Regions from separate parts of the Homo sapiens genome. Here region 1 is linked to region 2. A link is an interaction called in ENCODE POLR2A ChIA-PET data of the cell type or tissue named here. Cell type or tissue: PC-3. All regions are shown on one strand. Links, peaks and the distances in the headings refer to the core of each region. The heading gives the core; the rest is flanking DNA.

Region 1 (15,585 bases), core at 3,520-8,519, 940 kb before region 2:
TGTCTATGACTTCAGTGCATCGGCATTTCTCATTATATCCTGTATATCCCCCACCACCATGTTCAGGCAGGATAGCTTAGTGGTTCAGAGTAGGAACTCTGGAGTGAAACTGTCTGGTTTCCAAACCCTGACTCTGCCACTTCTTACTTTATGACCTGCTTAGCGTCTTTGTGCTTTGGTTCCATGATCTGTAAAATGGATATAATATTAGTATGTAACTTTTTTTTTTTTTTTTTGAGACGGAGTCTTGCTCTGTCGCCCAGGCTGGAGCACAGTGGCGCGATCTCGGCTCACTCCAAGATCCGACTCCCGGGTTCACGCCATTCTCCTGCCTCAGCCTCCCGAGTAGCCGGGTAAAGTTGGTATAAGGATTAAATGTGTTAACATAGGCCAGGCGTGGTGGCTCACACCTGTAATCACAGCACTTTCGGAGGCTGTCAAAGAATTGCTTAAGGCCAGGAGTTTGAGACCAGCCTGGAAAACATAGCAAGATTCCATCGCTATAAAAATAAATAAAAATAAAAAAATAGCCAGGTGTGGTGGCACAAGCCCGTAGTCCTAACTTCTTGGGAGAATGAAGCAGTAGAATTGCTTGAGCCCAGGAGTTCAAGGTTGCAGTGAGCCATGATTGTACCACTGCACTCCAGCCTGGGCAAGAGAGTGAGACCTTGTATAAAAAACAAACAAAAAAATGTGTTTATATATAAAGCACTTAGAATAAAGCCTACCACATAGTAACTGCTATTAAATTGGCTACTGTTATTATATTCTTATTATGCAATAAAAAGATCCTACTGAAAAGCAAATGATATAAAGGAAGGAAGAGGGATGGTAACATAACATACATCAATAACCCACTCTAGAGTCTGAAAACTGATAACTAGTTCTCAGGGAAATGGAGACACTGAGCAAGTCTAACTGTTGGATAAAGATGGAGAGGGGCTGCAGTGACAAATACTGAATAGCAAGGGACACCAAAGCCTAGAAAAGGTTGGAATCAACAAGAAGGAAGCACACAGCTTCCTTCCTTCCACTTTAAAATTTTTCCTTCCACTTTAAAATTTTGTTGAATGTCATCCTTAATGGTATTTTATTCCTTAATGGTATTTTATGCCATATTGGTGATGATGGTGGTGGTGGCTTTATGACATCATTTTGGTCCATCCTATTTTAGATATAACAACTATCCTCATGTTGACCCACAATTCTCCCAGGATGTTTATTCAGTAAAATATATATACATCTTTAACTCAAGTATATTAATGAAATTATGAAATATCATTATTCATTTTTAAATTTAACATTAAATATGGCAGATGGGAAAATAATTATAAAACTACTTGCAGTTATATATGAGACCACTATTAAATCTAGGCCTTACATTTTTCACTTTTTCCTAATTTGGGTCAATATCTAATGCCTAATAAAGTTCACAGCATGTTTGACAGCATTCCAAATATGCTGTATTCTTCTTTATTTGAATTTCAACTCCTTTATTTAACATTCTACTTCTTTGTCAATTAGTGCCTCAAAGGATGATAGCCTGCCTAAGCAGCAAAATTCATGGCAGCTTTCAACTTTGTATTGTGCCTAGTACCAAGATTTTTAAATGCTCTAATCATCTTGTCACACTTCTAAAATTATAACATTGGTGGTGTGATCAAAGGCTGAGATTCCATTGAGAACTTCACCTAGGATTTAATCTGACTTCCTGCAGATGCTAGTTGGGAACATATAATAAAGTTTATTAGTGTGTAGTTATTCATTATGTAAAGAATTGCATCATGCAGAGGAAAGAGGTGAGGGTCAGGAAAGTTACTGAATCATCAGAGTAAAGATGAGTCCATTTATACCTTTACTCCTGCCATTGTTGCTAAGGTAGTCAGACAAATTCAGATTTCCAACTACCAGTTCAAATAAGCGACTACTATATTGGAGTAATAGAAACCTGAATGCCTACACTACAACATAAAACCAGTGGAAGTGTACCATATTATCATGAATGCTTCAGTGAATTTTTAATAATGGCTAATACTCCTTTCATCCTTTTAATAAAATAAACCCTAATGCTAATGAGAGCTATAATTTTATGGGTGTCTGTTAGTATATCAAAGACACCAACTAGAATTACTTTAATTCCGTTATTAAGTAACTTTCAATGGCAAAAACCACGATTACTTTTGCACCAACTTAATATATGACTTTACAGTAATTCCTCTTCAGTTACCATTGTACTAGCATTTTGGCAGACAGAAAACAATAAAAATTAACATACCTTAAATATGTGTATATGATCAATATTTACAAAGTGTTTTCAATGGCAAAGTTTCATGAGTCATATGTAGCAATCCTGTGTCATAGTTTGGATAGATAGTAGTATTATTTAATATTGTCCTCATTTTAGAGATTAAACATCACAACAAAGCAAACAAACAAAAAATTTAAGTACTTGCTTTAGGGTCCTAGGTAGCAAATTGCAGATCTGAGACTCAAACAATTTCCGCTCTAAGGTAGCCTACAGATTCATTGATGTAGCAAGAGGTTTACAAAAATGTTACCTTAAAACCTCTTGATATGAGACAGATAATAAATAAGAGGTAGTTGCCTAAATGAAGAGAAAAGATAACAGACACTTATCAAGTTAGAAAGCAAGAAAGTTCCTTTGTGCCTTTTTTTGGTGGGAAAGGAAAACCTTCCTATGAGAATTATAACTTAACCTGAACCTTCATGTGTTTCTAAAATGTGCAGAGGCAGATGAGAAAAAGCCTGGACTCCACATGTGACCATAGTAAATATTTCCACATGTAAAATAGTAGTGTCAGACATCTGTCTGGGTGTAGTGAGATAGTAATCAGCCTGGCGTGTGGTGGGGGTGGGAATTTCTCTCTCATTGGAAAGTAGTAGGTGATAGTGGTTGTCTTAGTCCACTCTCACACTGCTATAAAGAACTGCTTGAGACTGGGTAATTTATAAAGAAAAGAGGTTTAATTGACTCACAGTTCTGCATGGCTGGGGAGACCTCAGGAAACTTACAATCATGGTGGAAGGGGAAGCAGGCACATCTTACATGATGGCAGGCAAGAGAGAGAAGTGCAAGCAGGGGAAATGCCAGAAGTTTACAAAACTCTCAGGTTTCATGAGCACTCATTCACTATCATGAGAACAGCATGGGGGAACCACCCCCCAGGGTCCAATCACCTCCCTCCCTGGACATGTGGGGATTACAATTCAAGACGAGATATTGGTAGGAACACAGCAACCAACCATATCAGTGGTAGACAAAACAGAAGAGATTAAATAATAGAGAGCTTTATGTCAGGCAAGAAATTTGACCTAGATGCAGCAAGCATTCAGAAACCACCCAGCGTTGGAGTAAAGGAAAAGATAATCCAACCCCATAGAGAGGGACTAGAAGGGTAGAGGCCATGCAAATGAGATAAGCAAGGTGAAGCCCTGTATTAGGGATGGCACTAGGACATTAAGAAAGAAACCAAAGACTGATATGTGTTCAATGCAAAAGACAAAGGTGATCCTGGAGATTAGAGCGACCTGTATGTTGATGGTGTTATTGACTAAGAAAGCTAATCTGTCTGACTGTTGAGCATGTATTTGAGAGTCAACAGGGGTGCAATTAATAATATTTGTAAAATGGCTTTGTAAAATACCTTTGATAAAATATTTGTAAAGTGACTTTGATAATAATTGTAAAATGCTTTACTGAAAGCAGGCTATGTCCTAATTCAGGATAGTTTCTTTCAGTTGGAGACAAAAGAATGATTTATAAATGATTCATTTGAATCCTTCATAAAATGTCTTACTTCCCACTGTATCTTTAAAATACAATCCTAGGGCATATGTCCAGAGTTTTAAAATTTGAAAATTGCAATTGTTTGGACACTGTAGAAACAAGACCAAGGATCCAGGCACCCTGGAAAGAACTGTATTCCCAAGGATTCCTTACAAAGGAAAGATGGGACTCCATCTCCTGCCTTTCTCTTACACTTGTCTTAGAAACCCTCAGTCTAAAACTTCTTTATTCCTGTTGGGATCTCCAAGCAACTGACAGTCGCTATCACTTTCGTATTGTCTCCTTACCTATATCACTACACTTCTCTCCTTACAAAAATTACTTGTTTAAATATACCCTCAACTCCCTTGCCCTACTCCTCCTCATCTGATCATTGACTTCAAGAATTAATATGCTCAGGCCTTATGGATATGGGGCCTCTGCACTTATCATCCTACATTTCTGGGGAGCCCTTATTATAATCACCATCGAAAGGAGTTTTAACATTGTGAAAATTGAGCCTCAAAGAAACTGAGTAAGGTCACACGTGGATGGCAGCATATGGATTCAAATCTAGTTCTTCTGGTACAAATTTAATGTTTGTAAAAGGGCCTGATTCTTCTCAAAATATGCAGGTAGAAAAAGAAAAGGACCTACTATAGAATGTCCTTACAAGAAATAAAAGAAGGAAAAGGAACAAGATAGGAAAGGATACCACTATCTTTAAAGAGTAAATATACAGAGAAAATAAAAATAATTTTAAGGTAAAATAATAAAGTATAAGCTAGATAAATAAATGCTAAAAAGATATAAAGGCAAGAGGTACTCAGAGTGACATAAGATTGTTTTTAATCTATTATGTGTTAACACAGAATCCAAAAATTATATCGTATTCTGCTATACCATTAGGAGTATTTCCTGAGGTTCAAAAATTAAAATAAATGATAAAATGTTTTAAATCTGGAAATTTAATAGTTTCCATATATTTAGAAATTGGGTTTGATCATGTTTTCTTCTAGGAGTGCCAAATGCTGTGTTTTCCCTCTCTACTTCAGTAAACAGGTCGTTTCTTAGTGCTTACCTCAGGGTACAACCATCATTATCTCACAGCTTAGTCTGAAGTTCAACAACTGAAACTCAGGGAATCGTCCACATAAATGAATGTTTAGCTCGTACAGCACTACAGAAAACAAAGTGCTTCTTTCTAATGGATGAATCATAACATAATGTGGACCTTCTCAAAAAAGAGCTTGACTCCTTTTTAATGTGCAGTTCTCTAATAATTTCATAAGCACTAAAGATTTCAGTCAATTTGGATTTTGGAGAATAAATAATTCACAATACAGTTCTTCACTGGAATGTGACTCTATTTCAGTGGTCCTCCTTCTTGACCAGGCATCAGAATCACTTGTAACGCTTTACAAAAACACTTGCTGAATCAGAACCTCTGAAGGTGCAGCCTGGGCTTATTTGTCTGAAAAAAGACTGCAAATAATTGTAATGCACAAGCAAGACTGAGAATTCAGATGTAAGGAATCCATAAATAGTTCTTTGATGAGATTTCCCTGAGGAGAGTTAGTTAGAATATTGCCATACAGACTTAAAAAAAAATTCAGCGTTCTTGATAAGGAGAACTTGACACTAAGAAGAGCTACCTCAATTTTATTGCTCCACAAAACAGCTGTCATTCCACAATCTGTACACCTCCAGGCTATCCCACTTTCAGCAGCTGCAATAAATTCCAAGCATATTTCCAATGCAAACTGACCCAGCCTTTGAATCCAAATGTCTTCAACCCTCTCCTAAAGTTTAACCATAAATGTTCACTTCGGTTCAACTTTCCATTTGTCTTATATTAGTCAGCTGGTATGGTTTAAACATTTATAGATAGAAAAGCTCAGATATGGTCCAAGTTTTATCGTAATCAAATGTTAACTGGGTTGTGCATGCTACCTAGTATTTGACTACTGTGGACATTTAAGAGTAATTACTGTCAATGAATCTTGGCTTTTTTTTTTCCTTTAGAAAACGATTACTAGACACTGTGCTATGTTCTGGGACACAACCACACCCTTAATTTGCTAATATTCTAATAGAAAAGCATTTGCTTGACAACTGTTTATTGAATGGATGCAAAGATGCATAAGATATAATCTCTGCATTCTGAGACATTACCGTCTATGTGAAGAGGCAGATTTTTGAACAAAAATTTCCTCTACAATTTGGTGTCATGAAAAACTAGAGTCATTAAAAAATAATTACAAAGGAAAATAAATATATATGAGGAAAGTCAGTGTAGGCCTTACAGAGAAAGTGGCATCTAAACTGGAAGAATGAATGGAAAGAATATTACAAACAGAAATATGCAAATCTCATAAACAAGCAAACCATAACACATTCAGGGAAAAGTGAGAACTATGTGGAATATTTAGCACAAGGCTCACTGACTCTCTCTGTTACCACCCTTGTCATCATTCTTAATAATTTCAACAGACCAGTAGATATCTGTCTAATTGCCTGGGCCTCTAGGCTTTCCATTTCCAACAACCATTTCCTTAATTATTCCAAGCTCCCACTCCTACCATTCTATCCTTGTCATTACAATAACTGCGTACACCTCTGAAATCTCAAGTTTAAGTTTTTCAAGCATTGTTTCCTGAAATACCACCTCCTACCATTCCTGTACACTTGCCTTAGGAACCCTCCCTCTAAAACTTCTTCATTCCTGTTGAGATCTCCTAGCAATTAACAATCCCTAGCACTTCTTCATTGTCTCCTTACTTGCATCACCTCACTTCCCTCCTTACACCAATTACCCACTTACAAATACCCTCAACTCCCTCATGCTACTCCTCATTTGATCAAAGCCCTGACTAAACTCAACTCTCTACCTATTCCATGCCCAAACACTGTCAATTGAACATAACTGGAGAAAAACTCCAAAACATGCCAACTAATCCTACTTTACTTTTATGACCACTGATGTCAGAAGAAATCATTCTCTTCCCAGAGCCTTAGCTATTGTTCTTCCTTTTGCTTAGACTGGTTTCCCCTCAGATATTCACATGGCTTGCTACCTTGACTTATTCAAGTCTTTGCTAACGTGTCACCTTTTTTCATTTTTTCATTTTTTTTTTGAGACGGAGTCTTGCTCTGTCGCCCAGGCTGGAGTGCAGTGGCGTGATCTCGGCTCACTGCAGGCTACACCTCCCAGGTTCACGCCATTCTCCTGCCTCAGCCTCCGGAGTAGCTGGGACTAGAGGTGCCCGCCACCACGCCTGGCTAATTTTTTGTATTTTTAGTAGAGATGGGGTTTCACCATGTTAGTCAGCATGGTCTCAATCTCCTGACCTCGTGATCAGCCGGCCTCGGCCTCCCAAAGTGCTGGGATTACAGGCGTGAGCCACTGTGCCTGGCCAATGTGTCACCTTTTTAAAGAGGACTTCCCAGGACTATCTTGTCTAATGGAGCCCCATCTACCCTAGCCTGTCTCTCTCTACCCATTAACTCTGCTTTATTTTTCTTTATACAACTTATCATGAAACTTTGTTTATCTTTGTCACCTCCACTAGACTGTAAGCACCCTGAGGGCAACAATGGTGTTTGTCATGTTTACTACTATATGTCCATGTGGCTGGCACATAGTAAGGGTGATGGTTAATTTTATATGTCAACTTGATTGGATCACGTGTTGCCCAGATATTTCATTAAACTTTATTCTGGGCATGTCTGTGAAGGCTTTCTGGATGGGATTAGCATTTTAATCAGATTGAGTAAAGCAGATTGCTATCCCATATGTAGATGGGGCTCATCCAGTCTGCTAAAGTCCTAAGTAGAACAAACAGGCAAAGCGAGGGAGAATTGCTCTCTCCGTCCTACCGTCTTCAAGCTAAGACATCATATTCTCCTGCCCCTGGGCTTAGGCACAGACTAAAACTTACATCACCAGCTCTCCCGAGTCTCCAGCTTGCTCACTATAGATCCTAGGACTTGTTAGCCACTATAACTATACGAGCAAATTACTTATAATAAATCTAGATAAATAGATAGAGAGTGACAGAGATAGAATAGATTTAAGTATATATGTAAATCTGTATCTACTGTACTGGAGATAAGAGTCTCCTTCAGGGTGCACATAAGTTTTCAGATTATTTATGCAGTGCTTGATCTGGGAGTCCAAATCCTTGAGCTCATCCTTTTCTTTCACCACTTTGTCCAGTGACATCAGTAGCAAACAGCCAATCTCATTATCTTTGTTAGTTTTCGAAAATATTTGAAAGTATCATACATACAGTTACCTATTCTTTGCTCTATCTATCTATCTATCTATCTATCTACCTATCTATCTTATCTTTCTATATGCCTGAGTTCTCCAGGGTAACAGAACTAATAGAATATATAATATATATAATATTTTGGTAACAAGAGTGTTTCTAAAGGAATAGAATTTTAAGGATGAGTTTTCTGAATTGCTTCTGGGGTTTCTGGAATTGGTTCTCTAATCGGATTAGGTTTGAAAATGCTAAGGACTCTGTTTCTAGCAATAAAATAGAGCACTGATAGCCCATGGTGTGATCTGGCAATGGATATATACAAGATATCTCCAATGGATCCTCCTAATCAACCACTTATAAGAAGCAAAGAATAGGGAACTGTACTTATGATACTTTCAAATATTTTTGGAAAACTAACAAATATGAGGTTGGCTGATTGCTCCTAACATCACTAGACAAAGTGGTGAAAGAAAAGGATGAACCCAAGGATTTGGATTGCCAGCTCAAGTACTGCATAAATACTCTGAAAACTTCTGTGAACCCTGAAGGAGTCTCCTATTTCAGTAATTGTAGGGTTGAGACTTTTGAAAATCCAACACAGAATCTCAACTTGAAACTAGCTGAATTACAACACAAGTTAAACTTCCAGCCTTGCAGGGTGTCTACTGTTAAAATGAGGGCATTGACTGGGAAAAAAACATGGTACCCTGTATGTTGGAATGGGTACATGTGGGAAGACCCTGATGAAGCTGGGGACATTGAGCCTCTAAATTCTGAAGAGTCTTCTTTGTCAGTAGAAGAGGCCTCTCCACCCCAATCTGAAGTGGGGTAAAGAGGTCTATATTGCCTAGGGAAATTATAATTGCCTCCCCTGAGGCAATAGTCATACAAGACAACTGCTGGTTCTCCTTAGGACCCACCCTACAACTCCCTTTGCTTTTAGACCTATAACTAGACTCAAGGCCCAGCAGGACCCTAAAGGTGAGGCTGAAAGTGTTACCCATAATGAGGTATACTACACTCTAAAAGAATGACTTGAGTTTTGTTAATTTATACAGACAGAAATCTGGGAACTTGTGTGAGAATGGATATTGAGAGTGTAGGATAACGGTGGAAAAAGCATAAAGCTGAATCAGGCTGAATTTATTAATATGGTCGCACTAAAAGAAATTCTGTATTTAACATTGTAGCTTAGGGAGTTAGGGATGGCTCTAAAGGTTTGGTTAGTAGGTTGGCTGAAACACAGACCAAAAGGCAGCCCACAGAGAGTGAACTGGAAAGCCAAATCTGCCTTGGTTTAATGCAGCGGAGGAGATTCAAAGGCTTAGGGAAGGCTGGGTGTGGTGGCTCATGCCTGTAATCCCAGCACTTTGGGAGAAGACCAACCTGGTCGACACAGCAAGACCCTATCTCAAAAAAAAAAAAAAGCTTAGGGAGACTGGAATGTGAGAGATGTGAGAGTAGGTGTTTCATATAACAGCTACTTTTCCACACTGAATGGATCCAGAAGACATACCTTTCACCACAACTATGAAAAGTAAATCCATGAGGGGAGCCCTGGCATCCTTGAAGAGCTCTGTGATTATTCTTTTCCATAGGCCAGACCTTACAGTGGGAACTACAGTCACTGAACTGGAAAATGTAAGTGTAATGGGAGAAAGTGAATCCCAAGGATGGCAGGAGTCAAGTGGCAGCACTCAACTACCAAAGGCAAAGTGGGTGTGGTTATCATAATGGAGATCAGAGTCAAAGCAGCAATCAGAGTAGTTTGACTCATGCAGACCTATGCAATTGATGGGTTTATCATGCTGTACCTACAAGTGAAATAGATAGGAAGCCTACTAAATTCTTACTTGATGTGTATAAAGAGAAAAGTTCGAGGTCAAGTGAACAAAACTTTGAATCATAAATCAGAGAGTCACAACCCTTCAATCAATTCCAATAATTGAGCCAATTTATAGGCCCAGAACCACTTAAATGAAGAAGCCAGGTCTCCTTGAAGAAAGACTGCCAAAAGTTTGTGCTGCAATCTTTCTCCCAACCATCCATAAAGAGACATACAGCCTTTTATCAGGGTAACTGTGTACTAAGGAAAAGGAACTAATATAACTTTTCAAGGATTACTGGATATTAACTCCAAATTGACACTAGTACTAATTCCAGGAGATCCAAAACATCACTGTGGCCCAACAACAGTCAGAGTAGGGGCTTAGGGAAGTCCGGTGATCAATAGAGTTTTAATCAAGCTCCATGTTACAGTGAGTCCAATAGGTCCCTGAAACAATCCTGTGGTTATTTTCCCAGTTCTAGAATGCATAATTGAAATAGATATATTTAGCAGCTGGCAGAATCCCCACATTGGTTCACTGAGCTGTGGAGTGAGGGCTATTATGCTATGAAAGACCAAGTGGAAGCCACTATAACTGCCTCTGCCTAGGAAGATAGTAAGCCCAAAGCCATACCACATTCCTGGAGAGATTGCAAAGATTAGGGCCACTATCAAGGTTGCACCATCATTGAAAGATGCAGGTGTGCTGATTCCCACCACATCCCCATTCAACCCTCCTTTCTGGCCTGTGCAGAAGACATATGGGTCTTGGAGAATGACAGTGTAGTATTATAAACTTAGCCAGATGGTGACTTCAATTGCAGCTGCTGTCTCAGATGTGGTTCCATTGCTTGAGCAAATTAACACATTTCCTGATGACTGCTGTGCAACTATTGATCTGGCAAATGTTTTCTTCTTGATACCTGTTAGTAAAAACCACCAGAGGCCATTTACTTTCAGCTAGCAAGTCCGGCAGTCCACCTTCACTGTCCTACCTCAGGGGTATAACAACTCTCCAGCACCATGCCATAGTTTAGTCCACAGGGACCTGGATTGCCTTTCCCTTCCACAAGATATCACATTGGTCCATTACATTGATGACATTATTCCACTTGGACTTAGTGAATAAGAAGTCGCAACTACTTTAGACATATTGGTAAAAAAAAAATTGTAGATCAGAGACTGGGACATAAATAAAAAAAAAATTAGAGGTCTTCTACCTCAGTGAAATTTGTAGGACTCCAGTGGCATGGCTCATGTCAAGATACTTCTTTTAAGGTAAAGGATAAGTTGTTCCATCTGGCCCCTCTTACAACCAAGAAAGAGACAATGCCTAGTGGGGCTGTTCGGATTTTGGAAGAAACATATTCCTCATTTGTATGTATTCTCCAGCCCATTGACCAAGTGATCCAAAAAGCTGCTTGTTTTAAGTGGGGCCCAGAGCAAAAGAAGGCTTTGCAATAAGTCCACACTGCTGTGTAAGCTGCTTTGCCACCTGGACCATATGATTCAGCAGATCCAATGGTACCTGAAGTGTCAGTGGCAGATAGGGATGCTGTTTGGAGCCATTAATAGCCCCCTATAGGTGAATCGCAGCACAGGACATTAAGATTTTGGAGTAAGCCCTGCCATCCTCTTCAGATAACTACTCTCCTTTTGAGAAATACCTCTTGGCCTACTACTGGGCCTTAATAGAGACTGAACACTTAACCATGAGTCACTAAGTTACCATTTGATCTGAGCTGCTGATCTGAACTTGTTGTTATATGACCCACCAAGCCATAAAGTTAGTTGCGCACAGCAGGATTTCATCATCAAATGTCAATGGTAAATACGTGATTGGGCCAAAGCAGGCCCTGAAGCCACAAGTGAGTCACAAGAAAAAGTGACTCAAATGCCCTCAGTCCCTACTATTGCTACATTGCCTTCTGTCTCCCAGCCTGCACCTATGGCCTCATGAGGAGTTCCCTATAATCAGTTGACCAATTATAATATTACAATCAGATTATAATCAGAGGAAAAGAAGACTCAGGCCTAGTTTACAGATGGTTCTGTACAATATATTCCCCAACGTCCTGAATAAGCTAGGTTAATATAATGACCTTTTGAAGATTCAATTACAGTTCCAGCTAAGTGGCAATACCTTACAGTGCTGGGGCAGTGTTCTCCAGAAGGCTGTATATGCTCTGAATCAGCATCCAATCTATAGTGCTGCTACACCCACAGCTAGAATTCACAGGTCTAGTAATCAAGGGGTGAAAATGAGAGTGGCACCACTCACTATTATCTCTAGTCACCTACTAGCAAAATATTTGCTTCCTATTCCCACAACCTTATGTTCTGCTGGTCTAGAGGTCTTAGCTCCACCAGGAAGAATGTGTCCACCAGGAGACATAACAATGATTCCATTGAACTGGAAGTTAAGACAACCCCCTGGCCACTTTGAACTCCCCATGCCTCTGAAAAAACAGGCCAAAGAAGGGAGTTACTGTGCTGGCTGGAGTGATTGATCCTGACTACCAAGAAGAAATTAAGTTGCTATTCTACAATGGAGATAAGAAAGAGTACATCTGAAATATAGGAGATCCCTTAGGACTTTTCTTAGTATTACCATACCCTGTAATTAAAGTCAGTGAAAAACCCAATCCAGGCAGGACCACCAAGGCCCAGACCCTTCAGGAATGCAGGTTTGGGTCATTTGAAAGAACCACAGTCAGCTGAGTGCTTGCTGAAGGCAAAGGGAATACAGAATGGGTAGTGGATGGAGGTCTAAGTACCAGCTAGAACCATGTGACCAGTAACAGAAATGAGGACTGTAATTGTCATAAATATTTCACCCTCATTTTGTTATTAGTGTGTTTGTGTGTACAACTATACATATTTATATAAGCATATTTATTTATTAATATATATTAAGCAAATATCTTTTGTTTTCTTCCCTCTCTTATTCATTTATCATGTAACATAAAATATATTGACTTTATATCACAGTATTTAAGTATTGTTAATTTTACATCATAGTATTTAGGCTATGGGATATCAAGAAGAAAAGTAAACATCACCCAAGGACTTTACCTCCTCTTCTGGGGAAGGGGTTACTGCATTGCCAATTGTATGCAAGATAGTTTTATCATGGTAGATGGAATTATTACCTTGTTATTTTCTTTATTTGGATATGAAGTATGCTTTAAGGAGGTGCATATGGGTGCCAAATTGACAAGGGGTGAACTTGGGATGTTAATTTTATGTGTTACCTTGACTGGGTCACAGGGTGCCCAGATATTTCATTAAACATTATTCTGGGTGTGTTCATGAGCAATTTTCTGGGTGAGATTAGCATTTGAATCAGTAGACTGAGTAAAACAGATTGACCTTCCCAATGTGGGTGGGTCTTATGGAAACTTTGAATGGTTTGAATAGAATAATAAGGTAGTGTGAGGGAGACTTCACTCTCTCTTCCTGACTATCATTGAGCTGGGATATCAGACTTCTCCTGCCTTAGAACTTGGACTCAGACTGGAACTTAGGCCATCAGCTCTTCTGATTCTCAGACCTTCCAACCTGGACTGGAACTATGCCATCTGTTCTCCTGGGTGTCCAGCTTGCTGACTATAGATCTTGAGACTTCTGAGCCTCCACAGAATTTCTTATAATCAATATATAAGAACCTGAGAGGTTCTGTTTCTCTGGAGAATCCAAAAGAATACAGTAAGAAATACAATAAATAAATGAATTATTAACATTCCCTGTAGCTAAAATATAACACAGGAATTAGGATATGGTAAGTGTCTGAGTCCATTTTCTGTTGCTTATAACAGAATATCTGAAACTGGGTAATTTTTAAAGAAAAGGAATTTGTTTCTTACAGTTATGGAAGCTGGGAAACCCAATGTCAAGATGCTACATCTAGTGAGAACCTTCCTGCTGGTAGGGACTCTCTGAAGAGTCCCAAGGCTGTGCAGGGAATCAAATGGGTAGGGAACTGAGCATGCTAGCTCATATCGCTCTGCCTTTTTTTTTTTTTTTATAAAGCCACCAGTCTCATTCCTGTGAGAGCTCATTAATCTATTAACCTATTAATTCATTAATCCATTAATGGACTAATGCACTCATGAGGGCAAAGCCCTCGTGACCCAATTCCCTCTTAAAAGCCCCCTGTCAGCACTGCCACATTGGGGATTAAATTTCCACATGAATTTTGGAAAGGACAAATATTCAGCCTAAAACAGTAGCTAAAAATATAGCAATAATAATAATAATAACAAGAATTAAATGTATTATTCTCTAATTATACACAAGATACTCTATCAAACTCTTTAAATGGACCATTTCATTTAATCCTCATAACACTATGTAATAGGTAGTACCTTTACAGAGAAGGTCACTGAAGTTCAGAGAGATTAACTAACTTATTAGGGTGACATTATTATAAACTTTAAAAAAAAATTTTCCCAAATAGAAATATCTTTCTTTATTATTTCTGTTATTTCAAATCAATCAACTAATCAACTGAGCAACAAGAATACACTGAGCTTGGTGTTATCTGCCCCAGGTGATTTCCTGTAAGGAAATGAAGCCACAGACAAAGTGCACAAATATCTTCCTGGCTTCAAGAAACATTAGATCAACTACTCTCAAAAACACATGATGCCTTCGGACAACCCTTCTATTTTTTACTTCTGTAACCAGTTATTTGCAAAAGAAAAAGTAAACTAGAAGAGCTGAATAATTACTAATTACAAACAACTATACATAAGGAAAAAATGAGTTTAAACAAAGCATTTTAAACCATGTAGTCCATTTTTTAAATGTGGAGTTCATGTTATTAGTAACGTGGGGATTACGTTTTACTCTAAAGGCTAATAAGTCTGTCCCTGGTAGACTTAATTAAAAGCACAAAAACAAAAACAGAACCTCTTTTTCTCCCTTTACATAGCTACCTAGGTCAGAGGTTGGAAAATTGTTTTTGTAAAAGTCCAGATAGTTAATATTTTAGGCTTTTGGGCCATGGAGTCTCTGTTGCAACTGCTCACCTCTGCCATTGTAGCATGAAGTCTACCACAGAAAGTAAGTAAATGAGTGAGTGTGGCTGTGCTATAATAAAACTGCCTTTGTAAAACCAGGTGGTAGATTAAATTTGGCCTGAGGGTTATAATTTACCCAATCCCTGATTTAGTCTAAGGTACCTCATTCCAAGATTAGAAAACATAAACAGAGAAGGACCAGTCTTTCCTCATTCTGATGGAAATTACTTATTGATGAAGTCTAAACTGTTGAATACTAACACTCATAGTGAAGAGTAAGTTGAGAAAGAGTAGAGGGAGCAATAATTACAAGATGATGCCTCAACTGGAGCGTATTATAAATAACAACTACAATACAGCCTAAGAAAATAATAAGAAAAGTTACCCTTTAAGACAGGAATCCATCATTTTACTCAATGTCATCTTTTATCAGCAGACTCTCAAACATTATTGGTTCTTTCACATAAATTCCACTTATCTACATATATCAATCTGCTCTAGAGCAAAGCAGGCTTGTTACTTGTTGCTTTCCCCACCATTATGGCAACTTGTGTGCTGAGACAGATAATGCCAATCAGAAAATATCCACAAATTAATTTTTAGATTATTTTTAATTATTCACCCAATTCCTAAGCAAGCTAATTTATTCAAAAGAAAATGTCCATAGTTGAG
Region 2 (15,585 bases), core at 5,583-10,582:
TTCATGTCTCCCTAAAATGTATAAAATCAAGCTGTACACCTACCACCTTGTGCACATGTCATCAGGACTTTCTGAGACTGTGTCACAGGTGCGTCTTCAACCTTGGCAAAATAAACTTTCTAAATTAACTGAGACCTGTCTCAAATGTTCTGGGTTCACAAGTGATTCAAGACTGTCTCTCTTATCCTCTTTAATGTCTCTTTTAGCAGTATGAAGTTAAAACCTGTTATCGTAATTGCTCACCTGATGTTTGGTTCTTCTAAAGGTGCTTTTTTTGTATGCAGATAGTTGATAAAATTTGGTATTCCTGAGGAGGGAACAATCAGTGGAACATTTTATTTCACCATCTTGTTTCACTCTCTTCTTTGTTTTTTTTTTAAACTATATTTTTATATTTATTTTCTTGGTAGTTGCCCTGGAGATTACAATGTGCATTTTAGCCTAAAACAATCTACCTCAGATTAAGACTAAATTAATTCCACTAGTGTATTAAAACTTTGCTCAAATAAAGCTTCTTTTCTCTTTCCTCCTTTGTGCTATGATCATCACACAAGTTAAATGTTTATATTTTATAAGCCTATCAACACTATTTTATAATTATTGTTTTATGCAGTTGTCTTTTAAAATAAGAAAAAGTTAATATTTCTCTGTTTACATATCTCTACTCATGCTCTTTATTTTTATGTGTGGTGCTGAGTTACCATCTGATATCCTTCCTTTTTAGCCTAAAAGGCTGTGTTTGGAATTTTCTGTCAAAAAGTTGGGCAAACAACAAATTATCTCAGTCTTTGCCTATATGGAAATGTCTTGATTTCTTCATTTTTGATATGGCTTGGCTCTGTGTCCCCACCCAAATCTCATCTCAAACTGTAATCCTCACGTCGAGGGACAAACCTGGTAGGAAGTGATTGGATCATGGGGGCAATTTCCCCCATACTATTCTCGTGATAGTGAGTTCCCATGAGATCTGATGGTTTTATAAGGGCTCTTCTCCCTTTGCTCTTCCTGCTTTGCTCTCTGCCCTCTCTGTCTTTCTCTTTCTCTTACTGCCTTGTGAAGAAGGTTCTTGCTTCCCTTTTTCCTTCCACCGTGATTGTATGTTACTAAGGCCACCCCAGCCATATGAAACTGTGAGTAAATTAAGCCCGTTTCCTCTATAAATTGCCCAGTCTCAGGTATTTCTTAATAGAAGGGTGAAAAAAGGCTAATACAGTACATTGGTACCACAAAGAATGGGTCACTGCTATAAAGATACCCAAAAATGTGGAAGTGACTTTAGAACTGGGTAACAGGCAGGAGTTGGAATAGTTTGGAGGGCTCAGAAGAAGACAGGAAAATGTGGGAAAGTTTGAAGCTTTCTAGAGACTTGTTAAATGGCTTAGCCCAAAATGCTGACAGTGACGTAAACAATGACATCCAGGTTAAGGTGGTCTCAGATGGAGATGAGGTCCTTATTGGGAACGGAGTAAGGTCACTCATGCTATGCTTTAGCAAATAGACTGGTGGCATTTTGCCCTTGCCCTAGCCTAGAGATCTGTGAAACTTTGAAGTTGAGAGAGATGATTTAGGGTATCTGGCAGAAGAAATTTCTAAGCAGGAAAGCATTCAAGATGTGACCTGGTTTATTCTGAAAGCATTCAGTTTTATGTATTAACAAAGAGATGGTTTAAAATTGCAACTTATGTTTAAAAGGGAAGGAGAGCAAAAAAGTTTGGAAAATTTGCAGCCTGATGATGCAATAGAAAAGAAAAACCCATTTTCTAGGGAGGAATTTAAACTGGCTGCAGAAATTTGCATAAGTAATGAGGAGCCAAATGTTACTTGCCAAAACAATGGGGAAAATGTCTCCAGGGCATGCCAGAGACCTTCACTGCAGCCCCTCTCATCAAAGACCCAGAGGCCTAGGAGGGAAAAATGATTTCCTTTACCAGGGGCCTCCTCTACTGTTCTGTACAGCCTCTGGACTTGGCACCCTGTGTCCAGGCCGTGGCTAAACAGAGCCAACATACAGCTCAGGCTGTTACTTCAGAGGATGCAAAGCCTGAGCCTTGGTGGCTTCCAGATGGTGTTTTGCCTGTGGTTGCACAGAAGTCAAGAATTGAGGAAGGGGAACCTTCACCTAGATTTCAAAGGATGTATGGAAATGCCTGGATGTCCAGGCAGAAGTTTGCTGCAGGGGCAGAGCCCTCATGGAGAACCTCTGCTAGAGCAGTGTGAAAAAGAAATGTGAGGTGGGAGCTCCACAGAGAGTTCCCATTGGGGCACTGTCTAGTGGAGCTGTGAGAAGAGGGCCACCATCTTTCAGATCTCAGAATGGTAGACCCAATGATAGCTTACAATGTGTGCCAGGAAAATCCACAGAAACTCAATGCCAGCCTGTGAAAGCAGCTGAGAGGGGGCTGTATCCTGAAAAGTCACAGGGCTGAAGCTGCCCCAAACCATGGAATCCCACCTTTTGCATCAGCATGCCGTGGATGTAAGACATGGAGTCAAAGGAGATCATTTTGGAGCTTTAAGATGTAATGACTGCCCCACTGGATTTTGGACTTGCATGGGGCCTGTAGCCCCTTTGTTTTGGCCAATTTCTCCCATTTGAAATGGGAGCATTTAACCAATACCTGTACCCTCATTGTATCTAGGAAGTAACTAGTTGTTTTTGAGTCCATGGGCTCATAGGGAGAAGGGACTTGACTTGTCTCAGATAAAACTTTGGACTTGGACTTTTGGGTTAATGCTGGAGTGAGTTAAGACTTTGGAGGACTGCTGGGAAGGCATGGTTGGTTTTGAAATGTAAAAAGGGCATGAGATTTGGGAGGGTCCAGGGGTGGAATAATATGGCTTGCCTCTGTGTCCCCACCCAAATCTCATCTCAAACTGTAATCCATATGTGTTGAGGGATAGACTTGGTGGGAGGTGATTGAATCATGGGGGTGGTGTTTCCCATGCTGTTCTCATGATAATAAGTGAATTCTCACAAGATCTGATGGTTTTATAATGGGCTTTTTTTGCTCTCTCTCTCTCTCTCTCCTGATGCCTTGTAAAGAAGGCCCTTTCTTCCCCTTTGTGTTATGCCATGATTGTGTGTTCCTGAGGCCTCCCAGCCATGCAGGACTATGAGTCAATTAAACCTCTTTCCTTTATAAATTACCCAGTGTCAGGTATTTCCTTACAGCAATGTGAAAATGGACTAATACCCTTTTGAAGATTAGTTTTGTTAGATATATAATGTTGATTGACCACCTTTTTCTTTCAACACTTCAAATATATTATTCCACCTTCTGCTGCTCTTGGTTTCTGTGAGAAGTCAGTTATTAATATTATCAAGGAGCACTTGAGTTATTTTATCTTACTGCTTTCAAGATATTGCCTGTGTCACTGATATTCAGCACTATGACTATGTTGTGTCTGGGTTGGAGCTCTTTGAGTTTTTCCTGCTCAAAGGTTGTTTATTGAATTTTTGGATTTGTAGGTTAATGTTTCCAATCAATTTAAACAGTTTTGGGGCATCATTTCTTCAAACATTTTTCTTTTTATGTCTTTTTCCCACTCCTTTCCTTCTAGGACTGCCATTTTACATATGCTGGAACACTTAATGGTGTCCCACAGTTCTCTGTTTTAATTTTTCTCCATTCATTTTTCTTTGTGTTCCTAAGAGTGAAGAATCTCAATTAATTTATATTTAAGTTTACTGATTATTTCTTCTAACTTCAAGTTCACTGATTCTTCTGCCAGGTCAAATCTGCTGCCAAACCCTTCTACATAATTTTTCATTGCAGTTCTTATATTTTCTAAGTCCAAAATATCTATTGGTTAGTGTTTCTATAATTTCTCTCTCTTTGTTGACTTTTCTTTTATTGAACCTGGTTTAAGATGGTTTCTTTTAGTGCAGCATCTGGACTCCCTCAAAGACTGTTTCTGTGGACTGTTTTGTTTGTTTGCTTTTTTCTGTTATGTGCTGTATTTTCCTGTTTATTTCATGTTCTGATTTTTGATTGAAAGGAAGAATTTAGATAATATAGTTGATTCTCTTTATTTATGGTAGTTATGCTCTATAAAGTTACTGCAAATGCTGAATTAGAGAATATTGTATTGTTTCTCCTGTGGGATATATGTATATGTGTGTTTGTGTGTGTGTGTGTGTATATATATATGTATACATGTGTGTGTATATATATATAATTGCCTATGTGTGATATATGTATATGTGTGTATGTATACATGTGTGTATATATGTGCATATATATGTATGTGTATATATATGTGTATATGTATGTATATGTATATATATGTGTATAATACATATACATACAGGCTAAATGTATATATATACACATATACATATATCCCACGTGGGCAATAACACATATATAGCTCCTGTGGGATATATGTATATGTGTGTGTATATATACACATATATATATGCACACATATATATGTATATATACATGTATATATATACACACACATATATATACACACACATATGTGTGTGTGTTTCTGCTTACACACACACATGCACACATTATATATACCACATAGATTAGAATTTTGACAACTGAAAACAATTTATCCTGACAGACTTTTTAAAAACAATTTGCAAAAGAGAAAACAAGGAACAAGGTTCACAATTGTTAAGTGACTTGCCTGAGGCTGCCCTACTACTGTCTTAATCCTGTGGCCATCTTTGTATGAGAGGTAAAATAAGAATGCAGAGAATGTCGTCTTTGATCTCAGCTAAGAACTTGCACATTGGGTACTCAAACCTTTCATCACTCTGTACATTTACAGTCATGTGAACAACTGTGAAAGTACTTCAAGTATTGATTTTGGAGTTACAAATAGATTTTAGCAAGTAGGGAAATTCAAAAGTATGAAATCTCTGTATAATGGAAATTGTCTGTATATTGTAGCAATTCTCAAATCAGACCCCCTTTTGTTAGTGCTGTTTTGTTGTTGTTGCTGTTGCTGCAGTTGTTTGTTTATTTACTGACTTTCCAAGACTAATGCTGTAGGGTATATATTCCCCACAGTGTGTAGCCAATGAAATATTTGCTTTTCACTTATTTTTCTATCAGTTTATTTACTTCATTGCTTGTATTTTAAAATCTGTATTTATTGAATTCACCCCAGGTCAGCATAGCCTAGTGATCAGTCAGTGATTGGGCAAAATATTTCTTTGAGCCACTAAATCTTCCACACTGTTCTAAGGGATACGCGTACATGGGGGCACACCTTCAAAGTTTAATCAGTTTACACATCTGCATTAGCTTTCACTTCCTGCTTGCAGTGTTCACCAAAGTCACCCCATATGAATAAATAACTAGTGCTCCATTCAGTCTTTCCTGAGCACGTGCGCAGGCATACAAGTACTAGGACTTCTAGATCGCTAGTAATGGATTGAGGCTTTTCAAAACCCTTTAGGGTTGTGTCATTGCTTAGATCTTCCTTGCAAATTCTTGACCAACTGATACTTGCAATCTTAAGCAGTTGTAATATTAATTATTGCAGATAATTGTACTTGTTTTTGACAATGATCTGAAAATGAGGCTTTTCTGTTGAGCTGACCCCCAAGTCAGGCTAAATAGCAACAATGCCCTGGAAATGGGACTTTTCCAGAGAACTCTAAGTATAGTCAAATACAGAGAACACTCTGGGGAATGGTATAATTTGCAGAGTTCCAAAATGGATCAGCTGCATCCGGTGGGTGCAAGGCTGATGGTTAGGAGAGCTACCATGCCATGGACCTGGGTTTGGGATGGAAATATCCCCAAAATAAAATGCCACAGACTCTATTTTTGTTATAAAAATCTAATAGTTTTGCTAAACATTTTCTACTTTGTTGTATGCCTTTGGTTAATTTCTAGAGTTCTGAAATGGTTAATTTTGATAATTTTGATAACATTTTCTTTGTTTTTAATGGAGAAGAGTTAGCAAGGTCCTTACTCTGTCATCCAGGAAGTTCTACTTCAATCAATTATTTTTATCACTTTGACTGGAGACTAACATTCATAACAGCAACCTAGATTTTTTTTTACCATCATATTATGTTTATCTCTGTACCTATATCTCTATTCCCTAGCTAAACCAATAAGCTAATCACCATTAATATGTCTTTTTTCCAGTTATTCAACAGGTTTTTGAGCAACCACAATATGCACAATACTTTGCTATTTACTGTGGAGCATATTAAAGAAAACTTCAGACATCTACCTTACCCTCAAGGACTTTACAGTCAAATTGAATAAGATAGACATAATAAAAATAAATACAAAAACTTGAATTATGTAATGAGTTCCATAAAATAGTAGATGTAGGCAACTCAAAAAGTTCTAAGAAGTTATACTTTGTCTGAAGACATCATAGAATTCTTCATGAAGTTGTGACACAATACATTCATGGATGAGAATATTAACCCGTTGTAGTTTCTGAATATATTTTTTTACATGTCAAATAACCCAAGATGATATATGAGGCACTGACCAGGTTAATGGGGAGACATGTTGAAGCAAGCAGGTTTTCAGCATCCCTCAAATCTTACTATATCTGTGACATCCTAAAGAAACTGGGTTATGGCATCATCATTATCCTTGATCATCATTTATTTTAAAGATAAAATCATTTCATTTTTCCCTGTGCAAAAGTGAGTCATGATCACTCATTTGAAAGTTATTGCGAGAAATACTTTGTCATTGAAGGGCAAGGATAGTACTCCACATAGTTGGAGGAAACTAAAAGCAAAAGTTTGTGTATTAACAGGACCAACATTGCAACTACTTTCATGGTAATAAAGTGTTAACTTTTATTTCATCTGTGAGCAAGCTGGTCATGTCCATATTTGGTGCACTAGAAGATGTTGAATGAACAAATGGGGCATCTGTGGAAGCCCAAAAAGAATGAACATCTTCCAAATAAATGTCTGGGCAAAATAAGCAATCAAGAAACAGGTCTGTTCAATTCCACTGTGGGCTCTAAAAATAGGTATACATGAAAATAGAGTCAAGTGTTTTACAAAGTGCCTTGGCAATAAGAAGTGCTATTTCAGTGAAGTGTAAGTCCTAGGAATTCAAAGAGTTGGGCAAAGCAACTAATTGGCTAAGTTATAAACATGGTTTGCTAAAGGGAGACACATTAGTAATAATGACATGCATGGTGGGAACCCCTGCATACAGCACCATAAATCTGACTAACTAATGTAAGCAAGACAAAAACCAGCAGCTGAAACAAAAGACCTGAAAAACTTGCTGAAAAAAGTTCACCACAGAACTGTGAATAACTTAGTAGGAACAGTAATAGACAATGCCAGCCAGTCTTTCTACATGACTAGAGCATTACAATTTGAAAGTACTCAAATAAAGATGAAATACTAGATGTTGAAATGCATTTTGTGTGTTTACTGGAAGGTGGTTGATGTTAATCCTTTTAAATCTCTGTTCAGTATTAAAGCTTAGAGAACCCTTCATATGGCAGCAAAGTGTCATTTTTCAAAGGGGGTGTAATGGAAATAATCCTCATATTTGTTGCTTGATTTTTAGTCCTCATTCAGCTTATGTGAAATTGAGACTCATTTTACAGGCTGATTATGAAACATTATAAATCTCAACATTTAACCAAAGCACACATAAGAGTGAGTTCTAAATTATCCATCATCTAAAGTGTGGGAATTAAGATGATAAAGGCGGGCTCAGCTCCAAAAATGATGTTGCCATTTTCCATAAATGTGCTACTTTCTGGATGCCTTAAGTTATCAATAATTTTTTTACAATAACATATTTATTAAGCAGAATAAATCTGGATACCACAACAAAGACTACCACTTGAGACTTTGACCTCTGCATTTCTCTCCGGGGGACACTTTATATAGTATAAAATAGCACAGAATCCTCTTGTTTACTTAATGTGACACATCAGCACTTGAATTTCAAGCCAGGTCTATTGATGCTAATCTGTAATTCTCCTAAGCATGCCAGATGTGGTTTCTAATTTTCTGTGTTGACTCGGTTAGCCTGTGGTACTCAGTTTTTGGTTAAACACCAGCCTAGTTGTTGTGGTGAAGGTATTTCTTAGATGTGATTAACACTTAAACAGTTAAACTTTGAGAAAATAAGATTACCCTCCATAATAAGAGAATCCTCATATAATCAGTCGAAGGCCAAAGAGAAAAGACTAGAGTCACCCAAGGAAGAGGAAGCTCCACCTCTAGATTATCTTCAGACTTGAGACTGTAACAACAATACTTCCCTGGGTCTCCAGCCTCCAGCGGGCCCTGCATACTTTAAAGTTGTTGCCCACCTCCACCTCTCTCTCATGTTTCTGTTTCTCTCTCTCTCTCTCTCATAGCAGAACCATGATATTGGCTGTATTTCTCTGGAGAATTCTAATTTATCAGAGGAAAGAAGCTTTCCAACTTCTTCCATGCTTGGCCATCAGTGTGTCTGTACCACTTGTATAATCACCATGAGAAGTGCTGATACAGGTATAGGTATAAGTATAGGTATACATGGCAAATTGAATTCCTATAGTTATTGACTTGAAGTGATAGGCTTTCACTTAATATTGTGGTTGATAATACTTCTTGGAATGCTTCTGTTTTTCAGTTACCTAGTAGAAGTGAAATAAAGTTTTTATAAGCACTAGAAATTGAGTTGCAACATAAATCTATTGGCTTTCAGCAACAAGAAATGATGATTCTCTTCCAAAAGCAACACAAAATGGATGGATGTGGCTTTCTAGTAGTGGTGATATAGACAATAAAATATATAGAAATTAAATTCATTTTGATTCAAAAATATTTATTGAGCACCCACTATGTTCAGCGCTGGAGAGAAAAAGATAAGTAATAGCTCTGCCTTCAATAGGTCATTGTCCTGTGAAGAAGATATATAAACACACACACACACACACATGAAAATGTGTAATTAAGGCAGTGGGTAATAGGCAATTTTACTCCACCCTCCTACCTCAAAACCTATTAAAATAATAAATAATGACAAATTAAAAAAATCTTCACTAATACCAAGACATTGCTATAATTCCTGACCTCATGTTACAAAGCACGCCTAGACTGAAAAAAAGAACATGCAGAAATAAGTCCCCCCAAATTATATTCCAAAGGACATAAACAACATTTTTTAAATTAAAATGCCCCATTAGATCAATTTTGACACCCCAGAATCATAAAACAGGGAGCACTGAAAGGAAAAACCATGGTGGTGCACATGCCACTTCTATTGTCCATGATGAAGCTTCTCTGCCAAAGGACATAGCCCAGTGGGGAGGAGGATTGAAGAAGTTTTAAAAGACTATTAGATCCAGGTTGCTACACTTAACAATCTAAGAGAACATTTGCTCCTAGGGTGAAGGAAATAACTTACTTGATGAGAGTAGTGTTTGAAATAAATCCCCAAACTTTTCAACATAAAGTCCCACCACCATTCAAAGTTCAGTAATAGTCAGAAAGATACTATCATGGGAGCTATGTGTGAAAAGAAATAGAGAAAAAAAACAGACTGAAAGCAAGCAAGAATAGAGGGAAGGAACATGAGCAAAAGGCAGCTGGATAACACAAGAATAGTTAAATCATACAGTTCTATGGTACTGAATTGTAAAAACAATTTTTATCTTAAAAGAAAGAAATGAAAAAAAATCAAGAGTCATGTAAGTGTACAAAAAAATGATCATGAGACCACGTAAAAGAATGAAAATAATTCTTACAAAACTCAAGAAATGAGGGGGAAACAAAAATATCATCATGATGAAAAACATTCTAGAAACAACCAAAAAAATGGAATAAGTGCAACAGAAAAAGTCAGAAATATGGAGAATAGGTTACAGAAAATAACACCAAATATAGTGAAAAACATATATGTGAGGAATTTCAGAGAAGATAACTTAGGAGATATAACACATGCAAGAGGGCTATTTTTGAAGAAGAGAAAAGGAGTTGTTTGGAAGCTGTTAGGGCTGTTCACATATATTCTGATTTTCCAGGAATATGGCACAGTTGCAATCCTCATTTCCTTTGACAGGGATGGGCATGTGACTGGTTCGGGGCATTGAAATGTGAACTGTAAATGCTTTATAACTTAGTGTTTAATTTACTACACTCCTATTTGTCACTGTTTGGTCAACTGTAGGGACGTGTATCAAGAAGGAGTTTCCATTAGCTTGGGACCCTGAGCAACTATAATCAGCTGAGCCCCTGGTGAACCATGTTGCACTTGTATGAGCAAGAAATAAACTTTTGTTGTGTCATGACACTAATATTTTGCTACTGCAGCATAACTTAGACTGATACAAAAATGGTGTGGAAAAATATTCCAAGGTACACTGGCTGTTCCAAAAGAATTAGTACACTTTTAAGCTTTATTTATTTATTTATTTTATTATACTTTAAGTTCTAGGGTACATGTGCACAGCATTCAGTTTTGTTACATATGTATCTATGTGCCATGTTGGTGTGCTGCACCCATGAACTCGTCACTTACATTAGGTATATCTCCTAATGCTATCCCTCCCCTCTCCCCCGACCCCACAATAAGCTCCGGTGTGTGATGTTCCCCACCCTGTGGCCAAGTGTTCTCATTGTTCAATTCCCACCTATGAGAGAGAACATGTGGTGTTTGGTTTTCTGTCCTTGCGATAGTTTGCTCAGAATGATGGTTTCCAGCTTCATCCATGTCCCTACAAAGGACATGAACTCATCATTTTTTATGGCTGCATAGTATTCCACAGTGTATATGTGCCACATTTTCTTAATCCAGTCTATCACTGATGGGCATTTGGGTTGGTTCCAAGTCTTTGCTATTTTGTAAAGTGCCGCAATAAACATACGTGTGCATATGTCTTTATAACAGCATGATTTATAATCCTTTGGATATATACTCAGTAAAGGGGAGGCTGGATCAAATGGTATTTCTAGTTCTAGATCCTTGAGGAATCACCACACTGTCTTCCACAATGGTTGAACTAGTTTACAGTCCCACCAACAGTGTAAAAGTGTTCCTATTTCTCCACAACCTCTCCAACATCTGTTGTTTCCTGACTTTTTAATGATTGCCATTCTAACTGGTGTGAGATGATATCTCATTGTAGTTTTGATTTGCATTTCTCTGATGGCCAGTGATGATGAGCATTTTTTCATGTGTCTGTTGGCTGCATAAATGTCTTCTTTCAAGAAGTATCTGTTCATATCCTTCGCCCACTCTTTGATGGGGTTGTTTGATTTTTTCTTCTAAATTTGTTTAAGTTCTTCGCAGATTCTAGATAATAGCCCTTTGTCAGACGGGTACATTGCAAAACTTTTCCCCCATTCTATAGGTTGCCTCTTCACTCTGATGGTAGTCTATTTTGTTGTGCAGAAGCTTTTTAGTTTAATTAGATCTCATTTGTCTATTTTGGCTTTTGTTGCCATTGCTTTTGGTGTTTTAGTCATGAAGTCCTTGCCCATGCCTATGGCCTGAATGGTATTGGCTAGGTTTTCTTCTAGGATTTTTATGGTTCTGGGTCTAACATTTAAGTCTTTATTCCATCTTAAATTAATTTTTGTATAAGGTGTAAGGAAGAGATCAAGTTTCAGCTTTCTACATATGGCTAGCCAGTTTTTCCAGCACCGTTTATTAAATAGGGTATCCTTTCCCCATTTCTTGTTTTTGTCAGGTTTGTCAAAGAACAGATGGTTGTAGATGTGTGGTGTTATTCCTGAGGGCTCTGCTCTGTTCCAGTGGTCTATATCTCTGTTTTGTTAACAGTACCATGCTGTTTTGGTTACTCTAGTCTTGTAGTATAGTTTGAAGTCAAGTAGCGTGATGCCTCCAGCTTTGTTCTTTTGGCTTAGGATGGTCTTGGCAATGGGAGCTCTTTTTTGGTTCCATATGAACTTTAAAGTCATTTTCTCCAATTCTGTGGAGAAAGTCATTGGTAGCTTGCTGGGGATGGCATTGAATCTATAAATTACCTTGGGCGGTATGGCCATTTTCATGATATTGATTTGTCCTATCTGTGAGCATGGAATGTTCTTCCATTTGTTTGTGTACTCTTTTATTTCGTTGAGCACTGGTTTGTAGTTCTCCTTGAAGAGGTCCTTCACATCCCTTGTAAGTTGGATTCCTAGATATTTTATTCTCTTTGAAGCAATTGTGAATGGGAGTTCACTCATGATTTGGCTCTCTGTCTGTTATTGGTGTATAAGAATGTTTGTGATTTTTGCACATTGATTTTGTATCCTGAGACTTTGCTGAAGTTACTTATCAGCTTAAAGAGATTTTGGGCTGAGACGATGTGGTTTTCTAATTATACAATCATGTCATCTGCAAACAGGAACAATTTGACTTCCTCTTTTCCTTAAGCTTTAATAAGTTCAGAAATATGTTACCAATTTAGCAAGGTGTAGTGGCTCACACCTGTAATCCCAGCACTTTCGCAGGCCAAGGAGGGGGATCACTTGAGCCTGGGAGTTTGAAATCAGCCTGTGCAATATAGTGAGAACTTGTCTCTACCAAAAAATATTTAAAAATTAGCTAAGCATGGTGGCATGAGCCTATAGTCCCAGCTACTAGGGAGGCTGAGGTGGGAGGATCACTTGAGTCAAGGAGGCAGAGAGGTTGCAGTGAGCCAAGATGGCACCATTGCACTCCCACCTGGGTGACAGAAAGAGACTATGCCTCAAAACAAGTAAATAAATGTTACCAATTTGAAAAAATTTGAAAATTTCATTATCTATATTTTATACTTGTTAATTTTTTAAATGCATTTTAATTTTACTTATTGCTTGCCATCTTAAATCAGCTGTACCAAGAAACTTAAAAATGTTTTGTTTGAAATTTGCAATACTAAATAAGTATAAAAACATAGAAATAGCTTTCAAATTATGAAGTTGGTAATTTATTTGCTTTACTCACTACTTTGTGAGCTGCTTGATGAAAGAGACTGTGTCTTTTATTCATTCCTTCTTTTTCTTTTTTAAGGTGAGAACAGTGCCTGGCGTCATTTAGATGTTAAATAAACTTTTCTTGGACAGAACTGAATTGTTAATGCTTTCAATGTTGCTATATAGATCATGCAGGTTGGTTCTTTTGACTAAGGATTACAATGGAAACCATTTGGCCTCTATGTGTACATGCACAATTACAGTTGTCCCTGGAGATTATTTACTTTTGATAGTATGACCTGAAAATATCAACATAGAGTCATGCATGTGATCCCTGCAACTCAGGAGGAAGAGGTGGGAGGATCACTTGAGGCCAGGAGTTGGAGGCCAGCCTGGTCAACGGAGTGAGACCCCATCTCTCTTGAAAACAAAAAAGGAAAAGAAAAAAAAAAAGAATAAAGCATCTTAGATGCATAGGCTACTGATTGTTATAGTACGTTAAGTTTGAGATTGAACAATTGTGAAAGAGTCGACTGATAGAAGTCATTATATAATTATGTCAAAGTCAATGTTTTTTGAAACTAGTTTACAAATGACACAACAACATTTTACAATTTAAATGAAGTTCAAGTTGAGATATCTGGAAATGTAATTGACAGCATTTTTTTCTTTATTTGAAAGCACAGTGATCAATAATGTTTTGGGAAATAAATTACAGACATGAAACTGAGTGCATAAATACCTTAGTCTAATCTCCCTTTTAAATATCATAATTATCTTCTTTATTACACATTCAACTCTTATCAAATAATGTATGTGGTCCTTTAAAAAAACCCCAAAAGATTTCACCTTCATCATTAATACAGAAGAGATGTTGGTGGAGGAATCCTTTTTTGGTAAATCAAGTACCTGTGAATTTAATACTCTTTGGCTTACACTTTAGCTCCTGTTTTTGATTAAATATGTTTTCACACTGTCCTGGCTCTCCCCTATTTCTGTTATCACTATTACTTGTTTCCTTTGCTAACCCCTCTCTTGCCTTTTGTAGATAATTTACTGCGTTCAATCCTTAGCTCTATTATTCATAATCTCCTTGACAATCTCTTCAACTTCTGTGACTTAAAATATTGTCTGCACATTGAAGACTTCCATTTCAACATCATCAGCCCTAATAAATTTCCTGAGCTCTTCATTTTTATTTTTATTTCCTGGCAGACACGCCAACTAGAATTCTTTGTAACCTCTAAAAACTTACCAATCTAAAAACTGATCTTACTATTTCACCTGGGAATATCTTATCAGGATTTTATACCAATGGTTCTCAACTGAAGTTTTGAAGACAGAAGTTGAGGTTGTTAGGGAAGTGAGGTTGAATCAAAATCACATATGGATGTTTTCAAACCAACCTCTTTCCACATAATCTGTGCCAGAATTCCCTGATGCAGGGAATAAATAAAGTAACCATAAAATGAAAAAAACTTATGGGTGATTTTGCCCAACCTTCATTCCTTCACTACTTTCAACTGAAAATGGCTATGTTAGGCTCATAGATATCCAAACTCTTTCCTTCTTGTCCATTCCTTATAAATACCACCATGATATGTGATCAAAGGTCTGAGACTGAGCTGAGGGATTTCTTATTAACATGAGAAAGAGAAAAGAGAGAGAGAAGGGGCTGGCAAATTCTGTGGAATGGTTTAAATTATGAAACATCTCTAACATCAGATTCATATTCTTTTCTCCCGTTCTCTCTACAACTGCTTAATTTCAGGATTACCAGCGTACCTCGACTTCTGCAATGACCTAAGTGACTTCTCTGCCATTAGTCTTTATTCCAATCCCATCCATCCTATGCACTGCTACCAAGAAGTGTAAATATAAATATGTTGAGTGTGTGTATGTAATTGAAGTATAATTTAAATGTAATGCAATTAATCTATATTTAGTGTACAATTTGATGAATTTTGAAACTGTATACAGTCATGTAACACCAGGACCATCATGGTATAGAAAGTTTCCATCACTTGAAAAGGTTTCCTCATGCACCTTTGCCATTTGTCCCATCTGCTAATCTCCAGCCTCTGGACACTGCAAATTTTATGTGTATCTATATATATATGTATATGGAAAGGTAACGCAAAGGCTAGTAGAAAGTGTATGCAAAACATATGCCTGGAAAACATATATATATTTATATATATCTATATATTATATATATATCTGTAGTCATGGGGTTTTTTTGAATTTCAAATAAATGGAAACATACATCATGCAGTATTTACATCTGGCTTCTTTCATCAAGTATAATGCTTCTGAGTTCCATCAATACTACTGCATACATCAGTAGGTTGTTTCTATTTGTTACTGAGTAGTTATTCCAAAGTATGTCTGTATCACAATTTGCTTATCCATTCACTAGTTGTTGGGCATTTGAAATGTTTCCAATTTTCAGATAATATGAATATAAATATTTGTGAGAACTTATGCTTTCATTTCTCTCAGGTAAATATATAAAAAATAAGATTACTGTATTCCAAAGTGACTGTGCCATTTTGCATTCCCATCATCAATGTATGGGTATTCCAGTTGTTCCATATCCTTACCAACATCTGGTATTTTTACTCTTTTTAATTTTAGACTATTGATATTGAACAATTTTGTTTGGTGCTTATTTACCTTCATATGCCTTTGTCTGAGAAATGTCTGTTAAAATCTTTATG

What was found. Peaks named below come from ENCODE experiments on the same cell type or tissue, not always from the same donor. Only the 100,000 strongest peaks of a DNase experiment are listed, where the experiment ranks them.
Region 1: POLR2A ChIA-PET joins it to region 2 with 6 read pairs; 1 of 35 experiments calls an interaction of 5 or more read pairs at or near these places.

Annotation. Positions count from the first base shown.
Region 1 is chr12:89,765,508-89,781,092 of GRCh38, reverse strand. The region is part of intron 2 of LOC107984543 (a long non-coding RNA gene); the gene reads right to left. Among named protein-coding and RNA genes, the nearest start is that of ATP2B1-AS1, 64 kb to the right of the region's middle. RefSeq lists a silencer at 14,938-14,997. In PC-3, for the core only: no CTCF peak of the experiment used is centred there; a DNase peak (open chromatin) is centred at 5,542; H3K27ac peaks cover 1,762 bases.
Region 2 is chr12:88,825,492-88,841,076 of GRCh38, reverse strand. No RefSeq gene overlaps it. Among named protein-coding and RNA genes, the nearest start is that of LINC02458, 190 kb to the left of the region's middle. In PC-3, for the core only: no CTCF peak of the experiment used is centred there; a DNase peak (open chromatin) is centred at 7,926; H3K27ac peaks cover 1,090 bases.